2 separate regions of the Homo sapiens genome follow, and region 2 is linked to region 1. A link is an interaction called in ENCODE POLR2A ChIA-PET data of the cell type or tissue named here. Cell type or tissue: HepG2. All regions are shown on one strand. Links, peaks and the distances in the headings refer to the core of each region. The heading gives the core; the rest is flanking DNA. Region 1 overlaps LOC105378316 (a long non-coding RNA gene). Region 2 overlaps BICC1 (BicC family RNA binding protein 1).

What was found. Peaks named below come from ENCODE experiments on the same cell type or tissue, not always from the same donor. Only the 100,000 strongest peaks of a DNase experiment are listed, where the experiment ranks them.
Region 2: POLR2A ChIA-PET joins it to region 1 with 5 read pairs; 4 of 35 experiments call an interaction of 5 or more read pairs at or near these places.

The regions. Positions count from the first base shown.
Region 1 is chr10:58,467,446-58,470,249 of GRCh38, forward strand. It overlaps LOC105378316 (a long non-coding RNA gene), which reads left to right. Exons shown (of 5, transcript XR_945984.3): 3 at 1-237. Among named protein-coding and RNA genes, the nearest start is that of BICC1, 44 kb to the right of the region's middle. In HepG2, for the core only: no CTCF peak of the experiment used is centred there; DNase peaks (open chromatin) are centred at 666 and 1,356.
Region 2 is chr10:58,631,552-58,634,355 of GRCh38, forward strand. The region is part of intron 2 of BICC1 (BicC family RNA binding protein 1); the gene reads left to right. Among named protein-coding and RNA genes, the nearest start is that of BICC1, 120 kb to the left of the region's middle. In HepG2, for the core only: no CTCF peak of the experiment used is centred there; no DNase peak of the experiment used is centred there.

The DNA.
Region 1 (2,804 bases), core at 257-2,756:
AGAGCTCAGAGGGATGATGATATAACATTGGAGAAAGGATGTTGGAACCTCACCCACCTGTGTTTGCCTTCCCATGCAACTGGAGCAGTGGAAGTTAGAAAGTAGGGTATGAAAAACGACTGGAAGCAGAGATCCTCTCCCACAGAGGGGTAGAATTGGAAGACGCACTCAGAAAGCCTTACGGCCAACCTCCTCAGTTTTCATACAGGCAAACTAAATATTACAGATGGGAAAATGGTAAGTATTTAAATATTTATTGAGCATCTAGTATATGCCAAACACTGTGTTAAGCATTGAAGGTACAAGAGAAAACAACATAGATGAGTCTCTGCCTTCTGCAATGTAGAGGTCCTGAGAGGTGAAATGACAAAACAAACTCACAACAAGAATCTAGATCTCTTAGGTCTGAATTGGTGATCTTTCTTAAATTTTCCATCTAGAATACTTCAAGCACCTAGGAATTTCTATATGACTTTGGGCAACTCACTAAACATCTGTAGGCTTCAGTTTTATGAACATAAAAAAAGAAATTTGTACATTTACTCACTCATTCATTTACTAAAAATTTACTGATAACCATCTGTATTCCAGGCATAAAGCTCACCAATCTCATAAAACAGGAGCTTTTTTGCTGAGAGTAAACATCCATCTGTCAATAATTCTCTCCAAACAGTAACCAATAGGTAGCTGGAAATTCCAGAGTTAGCTGTAGTTTATTTTTTTGCCATTCAGAGTTGGCTTACTCCCTCAAGTGCCTTGAATCCGCACTTGGAGTTCTCCCTTCCTCCCTCACTTGCCTGCATTCTTCCTTTCCCTCCCTCCCTCCCTCCCTTCCCTCCCTCCCTCCTTCCCTCCCTCCCTTCCTTCCTTCCTAACTTCCTTCCTTCCTTCTTTCCTTCCTTTTTTCCCTCTCTCTGTCTTCTTTCTTTCTATCCACCCATCTTCTTTTCATTTGAAGTGTAAACCCTAACACTAGGGAATTTATTTACAAGAAGAGATTTAAAAGTCATAAAGCTATACACTTGGATTGGTACGGTTAGTATACTCTTGCTTTGTAGCTGCTCCACATTGAAACTTTTATTTATTATTCCTAAATGTGTACTTTTCCTAAGTCTCAAACTTTTATTTAACATAGGAAATGTCAATACTGGATTACATTCACTGCTGTATCAGGAAAACATGTTACTGGCATGAATCCCAAAGGGGGCAAGGGTGAGAGGAAGAAAAAGGAAAAATGCAAAATGACATGACTGATTCTTGACATGTCCAGATAAAAAGGAAGAAAAAAGTACTAGTCCTTATCAGAGCAAATAGTGTTATCTCCCAAAGTACACAAGAATTTCCAATATTAACCAACCTGTACCCTTTAGAAGACATTTTCTCATAGCTGAAGAATCACATTCATGTTGGCAGTTGATTTACAAGGGCAGGAATGTGGTTTCTTGGACCATTGCCTCATTAGAATGGAGAAAGTGTAGAAATAAATGGTGCTCATCTGTTTGTTTTTTCAGTTCACTTGCATATAATTTTTTTTTTTTTTTTTTTTTTTTAGTAGAGACGAGGTTTCACCACGTTGGTCAGGATGGTCTCAATCTCTTGACCTCATGATCCACCCGCCTCGGCCTCCCAAAGTGCTGGGATTACAGGCATGAGCCACCACGCCCGGCCCACTTGTATATAATTTTTTTCCTATCAAATTTGAGGAGATTAATGGCAGTAGTTTCTTGAAATTAGCAAAAGTTTATGGGCATACTGTGAGACACTGCATAGCAGTGCTTTCAAGGTTCTGTTTCAATAAGTGAACAAGGGGAATGTGCATGTTCTTTTTGAAGACTATTGTTGTATCAGCTCAAAGACTGACCATCTCATTGATACAGCCCTCCTGTTAAGCTGGGAGCTCTCTGCCATAGACACTGTGCATCCATTCCTGGCTAGTTGTGTGTGTGTGTGTGTGTGTGTGTGTGCGTGCAAATACAGATGGTGAATCTATGGGCTAATTTATGAAAAAGGCAGGTCCAGGCTGGAGAACAAAGCTCACTTTTGGTATTGGCAGGTTCTTGATTCTGCCATAACTTGGTTTTTCTCATGCTGGAAGCACTCCCTGGGAAACTAAATATGTATTGTTTCAGCTATTTTCCTATGGGTGGGGAAAAATGACAATTCTTTTAAATCCATTCTTCTCCAGAGCAGGAGGAGCACAACCAGGCTGTAGGCTGGGAAGAAAACTATTCTCCAGAAAATTCTACGTGGTACTTTATCTGTGTTTTTATTTATTTGTCTTATTGTCTGTATTTCCATTTACTCATGTATAAAACTGTACAGTGGTATTTCATATATTCAGTTCTTCGTGGAGTGCCACAGATAAGTACTTAATATCTCTTACCCACAAGTACTGTTACTCTACTACTACTAGGGCTACCACTGCTTCCAGGCTTCCTACAATTACTTCTCGGAGTCACTTCAGTATTGTATTTGGACACTCAACAGCTATAATACTATTTTGAGCTCCACAAACTTAACGGTGTTTTTAGAATTCTGAAACATCAAAATGTCCTCTGAAGGGTACAGGTTGGTTAATATTAGAAATTCTGATGTGTTTTGGGAGATAACACTATTTTCTGTTTCTTCACATAACAGAAAACTCAACTCAAATTGGCTTAAAAAACTAAACAGAACAACTTAGAGTTTCACTGCTGGTAATATATGAGCTAAGATAACCTGAAATCTTACCAATATAAACAAATAGAAATGCTGGATGAATTATTTCCAGAAGATTTTAAACTATGAATTCAATTTATTTAATT
Region 2 (2,804 bases), core at 200-2,699, 160 kb after region 1:
AGCATTTGCTACTTTTGTTACTTTTGTCACCCTGGATTATCCAGTTATTCAAATTTTCTGCTTCTCAATGGGCAAAGTACCGATAAGTAGGGAAGGAGGGAATTTAGCCAAAGTTGTAACTGACAATAAGCAAAATATAGAGGCCTCTGTGTTTCCTGCTTGGTTCTCTTTCTTGAGTTCATCACTAATTTTATGAAAGAAGAAAACAAAACAGAAAAATAACCAGCTTCAATTTCCACGTGCCTGTTTATTCTGGAGTTACCAGGAAACCTTAATCTCCAGTGAATAAGAACACTTTAAACCCAAAGTTGTTTGGGTTTGTTTTCTTAAATAGAACTTCTTCCTGTTATGTTTTCCTATTGGCATTTGTAAAACAATGATTCATGTGTAAATCAGTAGGAGGTGCTCTTTGAGAAGCTTCCTAGGTTGGTAGGTTCCAGAGCCTAAGCTTTTCTTGGCTTCAGTCAGTATGTTGAGAGGGGAAGGTATTAACAAGATCAAGGAAGTGATAGTTTTCGGTATGTAGTTGGAAAGTGGGTATGTGTGTCTTCTCATTTGAATATCACTTTGTTGTCCTTTTCATATATTAATATGATGGGCTACCTCATAATCTGGGAATCCAAAAATTATCCTGCCTTCTTCTAAATTCCATGAGAATACTAAAGAAGAAGTAATTTTAACTTTCAAAGAGCTTTTATTCTGAAGGGAAAAGATGCTTGTAAGATGGTGTTAGCATGCATGTGTGCAGGCTTCACAGAGCTGCTAAGGACGCCATTCATGAGACATTATTGCCCTCCCTCTGAGCCAGACACTATACCATGTACAGTTCTACAGAGGGGGAAGGGTGGCCCTATGGCTTCTCTCCTCAAGAGGGGCATACTCCAGAGGAGAAGTGGCACAGAAGTGCCATCCAGTGTGGCGAGAGCTTTACAATGGAGGAAACGGAGGGAGTGATTTTTTTTTTTTTCCCCTATTCTGAGGACTCAGGGAAGATGGATTTCTTGGGAGAAAGTGTTTGAGGTGCGTTTTGAGGACTAGGTAAAAGGAATTTAACTAGTATGTTGGGTGAAGTGAGGAAAGGCTTTGTGGCACAGTTTCTGAGCAGGGGGCAGTTTAGATTAGATTAAGATGCCTTCCAGACCTGTGACTCCATGACCTGAATGTCCTAATGGAGACAAAATAGGCATTTCCAGCAGAAAGAACCAACTGATTGCCTTTGCAAAGGCAGAATAAAGGACAGAGGAGACTGTTTTTTTCTCATATAGCCCAGAAAACAGATTAAAGGTTTTACATAGATAGATAGATAGATGGATAGATAGATAGATAGATAGATATCACTTCATCTGAGCTAGTTATTTAAAAATTCTTTAAGTGAAAGGTTTAGAGGATATGTAGAAGGATTTGAAATCTAAAAGTTAGGAGATCATATTGTTTCTATTCATTATTGATATGGTTTGGCTGTGTTCCCACCCAAATCTCACCTTGGATTGTAATAATCCCCACGTGTCAAGGGTGGGGCCAGGTGGAGATAACTGAATCATGGGGGATGTTTCCCCTATACTTTTCTTGTGATAGTGAATAAGTCTGGGAGATCTGATGGTTTTTTAAATGGGAGTTCCCCTGCACAAGCCCTGTAAGACATGACTTTGCTCCCCATTTGCCTTCCACCACGATTGTGAGGCCTCTGCAGCCATGTGCAACTGTGAGCCAATTAAACCTCTTTCTTTGATAAATTACCCGGTCTTGGGTATGTGTTTATTAGCAGCATGAGAACAAACTAATACAATTGTCTACTCAAAGAGGATGAGAATTAAAAATGATAGCCAGGGTGACCAAACATTTTGCAGTATAGTTGCTTTGCAGCATCTGACTTCATTAGTGCCAGGTAAGGGACAAATTATTACTTTTTTCCACTACCTTCCTAAATGATAAATGCATTCCTAGCAAGATTAACTTTTAACTATGCTTTGAAACATGAGTTTTCAGCTATTGTGATGCCATCATTACATTCTGAATGATAAAATTGCCAAGTTCAGAATGACAGCTGTAAAATAAATGGCATCATTTAATTAAGTTCTGAACTTTTGATGATATGCAGTTTAAAAAAAATGTATTTTCCAGGAAAACAGTTGGAAGTTTCGACTTTGTGGTTTACTTTTGGCTGTGTTTTATGGAAATCACATGAAAACTTCTGAGAAAAAGAGACAAATGATTCAAATTTTGCAAGTAATAGAAAATTGGGTTCCATTTGTATAAAAGATTCCCTGAAATCATTCACTATCAGTTTAGCACACTCTGGTATTAGCATTTAACCACCAGTATATTGATGAACAAGTACAGAGGAGAAAGCCAAGGATATTTGAGATCCAGTATCATATGCAGAATAAATGTAATAACTTTTAGGGGCGGAATTTCTTTTCTTTTTCTTTTTTTTTTTTCTTTTCTTTTTTTTTTTTTTTTTAGATGGAGTTTTGCTCTCGTTGCCCAAGCTGGAGTGCAATGGCGCAATGTCAGCTCACTGCAACCTCCACCTCCCAGGTTCAAGCAATTCTGCCTCAGCCTCCTGAGTAGCTGGGATTACAGGTGCACGCCACCACGACTGGCTAATTTTTTGTATTTTTAGTAGAAACAGCATTTCACTATGTTAGCCAGACTGTTCTCAAACTCCTGACCTCAGGTGATCCACCGCCTCGGCCTGCCAAAGTGCTGGGATTACAGGTGTGAGCCACCACGCCTGGCCTAGGGGCAGATTTTCAGTTGAATTATTAACTGGAATTCATGTTCCTGTTCCCATTTCTCCAGTT